Regions from separate parts of the Homo sapiens genome. Here region 2 is linked to region 1. A link is a contact called in ENCODE POLR2A ChIA-PET data. All regions are on one chromosome and are shown on one strand. The core of a region is the stretch at or near the end of the contact, and the rest is flanking DNA. Distances in the headings are between cores, read along the strand shown. Region 1 has its middle 8.5 kb from the start of TRA-AGC15-1. Region 2 overlaps KCNK13 (potassium two pore domain channel subfamily K member 13).

The links. ChIA-PET counts read pairs that join two places held with the same protein, here RNA polymerase II (POLR2A).
Region 2: POLR2A ChIA-PET joins it to region 1 with 10 read pairs in A673. The contact joins two enhancer-like sites. POLR2A ChIA-PET finds 5 or more read pairs at or near these places in 2 of 52 experiments (A673 and HEK293).

Annotation. Positions count from the first base shown.
Region 1 is chr14:88,985,361-88,989,763 of GRCh38, forward strand. No RefSeq gene overlaps it. Among named protein-coding and RNA genes, the nearest start is that of TRA-AGC15-1, 8.5 kb to the left of the region's middle. Within about 2 kb of position 1,736, at least 3 of the 41 ENCODE cell types and tissues checked have a DNase peak (open chromatin) inside an H3K27ac peak, as active enhancers do.
Region 2 is chr14:90,084,684-90,089,339 of GRCh38, forward strand. All of the region lies in intron 1 of KCNK13 (potassium two pore domain channel subfamily K member 13), which reads left to right. Among named protein-coding and RNA genes, the nearest start is that of KCNK13, 25 kb to the left of the region's middle. Within about 2 kb of position 2,893, at least 2 of the 41 ENCODE cell types and tissues checked have a DNase peak (open chromatin) inside an H3K27ac peak, as active enhancers do.

The DNA.
Region 1 (4,403 bases), core at 486-2,985:
AAATTGGTATCCCCACTTACAGATTAGAAAAGTGAGGCTCAAAGAGTTTCAGTGTCTTGGATTCTCTGAAAATGCAACCCTGAGGATAAGACCATGAGCTATGAGACTCCACCAAGGCCAACCTGAAGATTTGCCAGGGCAGCCAGTGCAGCTAAAGTTCCTGCTCCTTAACATCACTATTAAAAAGCAGCAGGTACCATTGCTCTAGGCCTGTGTCCTCTGTTGCCTCCCTCAGGGAGAACACACATATGAGAAAAAAGAGGGAGAAGTGGTGGAGAAATAGTGATGAGATTCTGACAAACAAAATGTATTCTTAACAAGAAGGGCTGCTCTGTGTTGAAGCAGAACCCTGTAGGTATCTCTAATTATGCATAGCATAGACTGTCTCCTTCAGAGAGCTCTGTTTCCCAGACTGTCCAGGACTTGTTATTGCATTAGGCATCTCAAGGGCATGATGGCCATCTGGAGGGCATCTGGCTTTCTTCAGAGTTAAGGTCTACTGACATCTGGCAGGAGGGTAATAGAAATAATCAAGATATCCAAGCCTCCATGGCGGTAAGAGGCAGGCCTGGTCCTAGGAAGAGTTGGGTGTATCAATAATGATAGCAACAGGGATGGTCATAGCAACAGCAGGAAGAGGGAAAAAAAGAGAAGATATAATTTGTGAAGCACACACCAAGGTCTGCAGTCTGTGCTGGGGACTCTGTGGACATTCATGAGCTGACAGCTCGTCCAGAAAATCACGGGCACCTAGGATGTCCCAAATAGGGCCAGGAAAAATACTGAATTCAGTGGTTCTTTTCCTCCATGAGTTGTGATCTCCTTCAACTAATGATCATAGGAATTTTCCTCCTGGGCTGGCAGAGTGCCAAGACAGAGGGCTGCAGACATCTGGGGAGAATGCCGAGGGGTCATCTGGAGGGCACTGCAGCCGATGAGTCAGGGCGAGGCAAGCGGGTGGCTTGGCGTCCTAACCATGTTAGCACCTTGGCCCAGTTCACATCTGGACTGCATGGTGGGCCAGAGTTGAAAGGCCTGATTTAATTTCAGCCAAGATGGTCCCCTCTGCCTCCTCCTCACAGGACAGCAGACTCAAGCAAAGCAGCAGTCGCTCCTCTGTCCCATCCTAGGAGCCAGTCGTTGTTCTCAAGGACAACCCAGCATTGGCCCAGGCACACTCTTTCATGCAGGGACACACACTTGGCTCCCAACTTTGTGGAGCTTCCTGACTGCTGGTCAACAGCGACCGCTGCTTCCGGGAGTCCATTCCATTTGCCATGGTGATTTCAGTGGCTCTCCCTTCATATAACCCCATCTGCTGTGCTGGCAAACATGCCTACTTAGTCACTTAGGTAGTTTTGTGGGAAGAAGAGGTTTCCTAACTAGACGGGAAGTTCCTTGATCCTTCAGTATCTGACCTCCTTTACCTCCTTCATGGAGCCTCAAGGTCAGAACCTTCAACCCTCCTGAGAGTCCTTCTGTATTAGTCTTTTCATGCTGCTGATAAAGACATACCAGAGACTGGGTAATCAATAAAGGAAAAGAGGAGGCCTCACAATCATGGCAGAAGGCAAAAGGCACGTCTTACATGGTGGCAGACAAAGAAAGAATGAGAGCCAAGCAAAAGGGGAAACCCCTTATAAAACCATCAGATCTCATGAGACTTATTCACTACCATGAGAACAGTATGGGGGAAACCACCCTCATGATTCAGTTCTCTCCCACTGGGTCCCTCCTATAACACATGGGAATTATGGGTAGAGACACAGCCAAACCATATCATCCTCTTTCATATTTGTGGGAAAGAGTTTGTCTTGTGTCCACCCCCAAACTGAGTCCATGTCTCAACTACTTTTCTTCAACACTTGCGACTCACTTTGGGCTCACTTGGCTGGAGCCTGCTTCTATGCCTTCCCAAGGACACACAAACTTGAGGTCAAATGAGCAGCTAATTTGCTAATCATTTGGGGAGCAGCAGAGGGGTTTACACTGTAGCAGACATAGCAGGTATCTTAAAAATGGAATATTAGAACCCCGTCCTGAAAGCTCTCTGGTTCCCACTCCCAGGAGTCCCTCTCCTTTCTTGGTAGGTCTCTTGTCTCACTCACTGCACATCTCTCCCCCAACCCACTCTTCCTGAGAGCTGTCCCTGAAATCCTCCAATTTCATTTTTATTATGAAGAGGAATTTTTGTTCTCCTGATGCTATGGCTTTGGGGTTATGTGTTGAGGATTGTCTTTTCAGAGCCAAATGGCTCACCAAGAATTTTACTGAATGAGAGCCCTTCTGTTCCAGAAGAAAACCATGCCACTCCTTTAAGGAAGTGGTTAAGGAAGTGGCTGCAGGCAATTGCGGTTGGGATTTTTCCCTACTAAATCACTCCCTTTCCAGGTAGGTAGCAAAATGGGTTCATCCACTAGAATCTTTCTGCTATCATTCTCCCTCCAATCTCTCTGACTGGGTAATTAGGGTAGAGGTACTTGTGTATTTGTCCATCCTAGGCAGGCCTTTCTATAACAAACAACTCCTTGTATCTCGGTTACTTAATATAAGAAGTTTATTTCTGGGCCAGGTGTGGTGACTCATGCCTGTAATTGCAGCACTTTGGGAGGCCCAGGCGGGCAGATCTCTTGAGGCCAGGAGTTCAAGACCAGCCTGGCCATTATGGCAAAACCCCATCTCTACTAAAAACACAAAAATTAGCTGGGCAAGGTGGCACCCGCCTGTGGTCCCAGCTACTCCAGAAGTTGAGGCATGAAAGTTGCTCGAACCTGGGAAGTGGAGGTTGCAGCGAGCTGAGATTGCGCCACTGCACTCCAGACTGGGTGACAGAGCAAGACCCTGTCTCAAAAAAAAAAAAAAAGAAGTTTATTTCTCACTAACATGTAGCTCTAACGTGGATTGGGTAGGGGATCCTCTACTTCATACAGTCATAAGGGACCCAGGTCCCTTCCATCTTGTGGCTCCATCCACCTCTAGCATCTCAGAGTCTTCTCTATTCAGCAGGCAGATGGGGAAAGGGAGCAAAGACTGCTTGTGGAAGGTTTATATAGGACACACCTGAAAGTGGCAGTCGTCGTTTTGGCTCACATACCATTGGCCAGAATTCAGTTACATGGCCACACTTAACTCCAAGGACAATGGAAAATATAGTTCAGCTGTCTGGAAGAAGCACAGGGCATGAGTGCTGATGAGCTGTAGCAGTCTCTACCACATTCTTTTAAGGGTAGCTTCCCTTTACTTCAAGGTGTAGCTTCTTTTAGTGGTTCATCCAAGTTAAAAAACAAAAACAGCAACAACAACAAAAAACCTGGTACCTTGCATTGATACAAGAATGGCCATAAAACTGAAGCCTCCTGAATCCTTTCTGAATATCTCCACTGGAGTAAGAAGTAAAGGAGTAGGCAGAGAACAAATATCCTAATGCCAGAAGAAGGACCACTGAGTAATTCTCAGTTTAAAAAAATTAAATATGGCAGTCACATAGTTTTGATAATATGGCATCTTCCTCCTCCCTTCTATTTTCCTCCAAAAATGGAGAAAATTATTTATTCTTTCCTGTCTGCTCTCTTATGTCTGGAAGTCTTACTTCAAAGCTTCAGGAGAGACTACATTCACCCCAAGATAAAAACAAAAACAAAAATAAAAATAAAAACACCTGTGAAATCACAGCAACTTAAGTGGGAGGAGAATGTAATGTTCTCAGCTATCTCTTGCTACGGAAGATGTGAAGGGAATATAAATAAACGTAGACAGTGCAATGTACTTTGCTGAAGCGTAAAAATTATAGGGTTTCAATCTACAGAAAGAAACTGAAGAGCTTTTTGACACTAGGTAAGTACATTGTGTGCAGTTGACTCCGAATCTCCTAGCAATGAAACTCTCTGGAAAGAAGGCTTGATATCCAGAGAGAGAAGGGGATAGGGAAGGTGGCCATTCATTCTTGTGTGCCCAGGACAGCTGTGGATCATGCCTGTCCTCCCAGTTCATCACTTACAGCCCCTTTATTCTCTCTCTCTCTCTCTCTTTTTTTTTTTTTTTTTTTAACAGAGGCTCACTCTGTCTCACTTAGGCTGGAGTGCAGTGGTGCTATCTCAGCTTACTGCAGTCTCCGCCTCCTGGGTTCAAGCTATTCTCCTGTCTCAGCCTCCTGAGTAGCTGGGGCTAGAGGCATGTGCCACCACACCCAGCTAATTTCATATTTTTCGTAGAGGTAGGGTTTCACCATGTTGGCCAGGCTGGTCTTGAACTCCTGACCTCAGGTGATCCACCCTCCTTGGCCTCCCAAAATACTGGGGTTACAGGCATGAGCCACCACAGTCGGTCAGCCCCTTTTCTCTCAAATAGGTACCACTGAGATAATACTTTCTATGGTCCAATGGAAGGCATTTGAATACAGAACA
Region 2 (4,656 bases), core at 1,643-4,142, 1.1 Mb after region 1:
GTGGGCCTCTTTATCTTATTCCTGATCTTGAAGGAAAGTTTCAGTCTTTCACTATTGAGTATGAAATTGGTTTTGTAGATGGCCTTTACCAGGTTGAGAAAGATCCCTTCTATTTCTAGTGTGTTGAATGTTTTTATCACAAAGAGCTGTTAGATTTTTGCCAAATTCTTTTTCCACATCTATTGAGATGATCATGTGGTTTTATTTTTTATGCTATTTATATAATGTTTTGCATTGATTTTTGTTTTTTATTATTATTCATTTATTTATTTATTTTGAGATGGAGTTTCACTCTGTCCCCCAGGCTGAAGTGCAGTGGCGTGATCTTGGCTCACTGCAACCTCTGCCTCCCAGGTTCAAGCGATTCTTGTGCCTCAGCTTCTGGAGTAGCTGAGATTACAGGCGTGTGCCACGACGCCCAGCTAATTTTTTGTATTTTTAGTAGAGATGGGGTTTCACCATGTTGGCCAGGCTGGTCTTGAACTCCTGACCTCAAGCAATCCACCCACTTTGGCCTCCCCAAAGTGCTAGGATTACAGGTGTGAGCCACTGTGCCCAGCCTAATTTTCGGATATTAAATCAATCTTGAGATAAGTCCTACTTGATTATGGTGTATAATTTTTTTAATATGTTGCTGCATTTGGTTTGCTAGTATTTTGTTTAGGATTTTTGCATCAGTATTCAAAAGAAATAGGCCGGGCATAGTGGCTTATTCCTGTAATACTAGCACTTTGGGAGGCCGAGGCGAGTGGATCACCTGAGGTCAGGAGTTTGAGGCCAATCTGGCCAACATGGCGAAACCCTGTCTCTACTAAAAATACAAAAATTAGCCGGGCATGGTGGCACATGCCTATACTCCCAGCTACTCAGGAGTCTGAAGCAGGAGAATCATTTGAACCCGGGAGGCGGAGGTTGCAGTGAGCTGAGATCCATGCCATTGCACTCCAGCCTGGGTGACAGAGTGAGACTCTGTCTCAAAAAAAAATATATATATATATTTTATTTATGTATATAAATTTATATATTATATATACTTATATATAATATATATATACTTATATAATTATATATTATATATTATATAAATTATATATATTATATATTATATACTTTATATTATATATTATATTATATATTATATATTATATATTATATAGATATTATATAAATATATAATATATAAATTTATATCTATCTATCTACCTTTTTCCTTTTCTTGTGCCCTTTTTCCTTTTCTTATGCCCTTTGTCTTGTTTTGGTATCAGGATAATACTATAGATCTATAGAATTAGTTGGGGCATGTTCATTCGTAGTTCTTGTATCTTTGTGAGGTTGCCCAGGATACTTAACTATGATATGGATATTCATTAATTTAACCATTCTTCCTATTGTAAGACATAGGTTATTGCTAATTATTTGCTAGCACAACTGCTTTATACACCATATTTTCACTGTAGTATTTAAATTTTAAATATTTTATAGGTACTGCCAAGTTTTGGAGAATTTTTAAATTTAAATATTGTCAGCTAATTTGCAATAATCTTATTCTCACTGCTAACATATACTATATTTTTCCTCTCCTGTGGTACTATACAAAGAGCTCTACATAGATAAACTTTCATCCTATGGGGTAGGACTATTATTTTCCCCCATTCTATAGGTGAGAAAACTGAAGCACAGAGGTTACATAGCTTGCCCAAAGCCACACAGCTAGTAGGTGGTAAAACTTTGTTTCAAACTTTGTTCAGCCATGATTTAAACTGGGAGAAGTGGTGGGTAGCCTCCAAGATAGTCAAAATTCTAGTGAAAACTGAAATAAAACCTATGGCCCCGGTTCAGTATTTCTTTTTGTCATCAGTGGATGTTTTTGTGTTTTATTTGATGTTACTGATGAATATATTTTGCAGGCTATTGCTTTGAAGAAACAGGGCTGCCAGGTTGTATACTAAGGAAGACGTCTGGGGGTCCCATGCTTGGTTTGAATGGTGTCTTTCTTCCCTGCTTATCTCCTTAGAACCACACCCAGCACTCATCCCATATCAAATGTAAACCTCAGTTTGGTTCAGTCAGAATTTATTGAGTTCTTACTATTGGCCCAACCTGACTGCAGGAGTTCTTAAGCCGGGCCCATGAATAGAATTCAGAGCATCTATAAATGTAGATGGTAAAATAATTCCATCTTTATATTTACTGGCATCCAACTAACCCCTGAGGGACTAACCTTGAGCATATCTTCCAATGATGAATGATGAATGTAGGTAACAACCCTGACATAGGATGAGCAGGGCCTGTAGCTTTGGCACCAGTGAAATCACAGATCCATTCCCTCCACCTGATAGTCAGGGCAGATCCCTTATCCTTCACCCTCACCACTACCTTAAAATCATGGTGGTTATTAGCCTTAATTTTATTATTTCATTTTATATATATATACATATATATATACATATATATATATATATATATATATATTTTTTTTTTTTATTGAGATGGGGCCTCACTATGTTGCCCAGGCTGGTCTCAAACTCCTGGGCTGAAGCAATCTGCCTGCCTCAGCCTTTCAAAGTGCTGGGATTACAGGCAAGAGCCACTTGCCCAGGCCATTATTTCGTGGTTTAATAACAAAGCACATTTAATGTGTCGCACATTTATTTCATTGTTTAGTAACTGTGTTTTAATACAGCTGCTTTTGTAATTTTATACATTTTATTTCATTCATTAAAAATAAATTATTCTAAGAAGGGACCAATACACTTCCCCAGACTGCCAAAGGCTCCGGGTAGCAGAAAACAGGAATTGAGAACCAGACCAAGGTTAGGCTAGTTTTGAATGAAGAGAAAAAGGGAACCTGCCACTGCCTCCATCCCCGCTTCTCATGATAGAGCATTCATCCACTTGTAGTTGTTTGAAAACGGACTTGCAACACTCTCGTTGCTCAATCACTGCGCAGCATAATCTCAGCTCTTTGTGATGATTCAGAAGCCATTTCAGGATGTTGCCAGGTGCTGAGGGTCATCATTGGCAGCATAATTTACCACAGTCCCTTAGAGCAGTGGGGGAAGAAGCAAGCATTTGGAAATGTCCTATTTATAGAGTACCCTTTGTACAGTGTAGGGGACTTTGTTCAGAGTTCCCGCCCTGCTCCCTTGTCTCTGCCTTCTCAGCTAGTGATGATGTCCTTCTGGTGCTTAGCCCACCACCTACCCTGTGGTTTCAGCATGCCATGTATACTTGGCTGTAAATGCTGATTTTGGAATATATAATATTGCTTCTTGGTGATTCAATGCTACTTCTTGCTTAAGTTTATTTATTTATTTATTTTTATTTTTTAATTTTTGAGACAGAGTCTCGCTCTATCACCCAGGCTGGAGTGCAGTGGTGTGATCTCAGCTCACTGCAACCTCCACCTCCTGGGTTTAAGCGGTTCTTACACCTCAGCCTCCCGGGTAACTGGGATTACAGGTGTGTGCCACCATGCCTGGCTAATTTTTGTATTTGTAGTAGAGACAGGGTTTCACCATGTTGCCCAGGCTGGCTTCTTGCTTAAGTTTAAATTAGAAATTGCCACTGGCCTTGGACCAAAGGCAACATGCTTTATTAGGTCCACAGATGTTGATGAGTTGGTAAATGTTTAACAACAAGCTTAAAAAGAAAGAAAGAAAGAAAGAAAGCTCTGATTCATAGCATTTGCCTATTTCTGTGGTGTAAATATTCCCACAATGGCTGGTTTCAAGCCATAAAAGTGAAGTTCCCGAAGGCAGAAGGCAGAATAGAGAAGAGATGTGCACAGTCAGCTCTCAGGCGCCTTTCCCAGCCAGCTCCACCTCACTGCTGTGGACCTCAGAGTGCTTGAGAAAACCTGAATTCACTGTCAACTTTTTAACATCAGATTTCCCAGTCGAAATATAGATTTCTGATTTCTCTTGGGAAAATGGAAAATCTGGCAATGTCAGGCCCACATTCCTCTGTGCCAGCCATTCACTGAAGATGAGCTACAGATGATCCCTTTGGGGAGTGATATGGTTTGGCTCTTACCCCACCCAAATCTCATCTTGAATTGTAACTCCCACAATTCCCACGTGTCATGGGAGGAACCTGATGGGAGGTTATTGAATTATGGGGTTGAGTCTTTCCTGTGCTATTCTCATGATAGAGAATGAGTCTCATGAGATCTGATGGTTTCAGAAACAGGAGTTTCCCTGCATGAGCTCTCTTTGCTTGCCACCATCCATGTAAGACTTGACTTCTCCTCCTTGTCTTCTGCCATGATTGTAAGGCCCCCCAGCCATGTGGAACGTAAGTCCATTAAACCTTTTTTTCTTCCCAGTCTCGGATATGTCTTTATCAGCAGCATGAAAACAGACTAATAGAGTAAATTGATACCAGTAGAGTGGGGCATTGCTGAAAAGATACTTGAAAATGTGGAAACAACCTTGGAACTGGGTAACAGGCAGAGACTGGAACAGTTTGGAGGGCTCAGAAAAAGACAGGAAAATGTGGGAAAGTTTGGAACTTCCTAGAGACTTGTTGAATAGCTTGGACAAAAATGCTGATAGTGATATGAACGATAAGGTTCAGGCTGAGGTGGTCTCAGACAAAGATGAAGAACTTGTTGGGAACTGGAGCAAAGATGACTCTGGTTATGTTCAGCAAAGA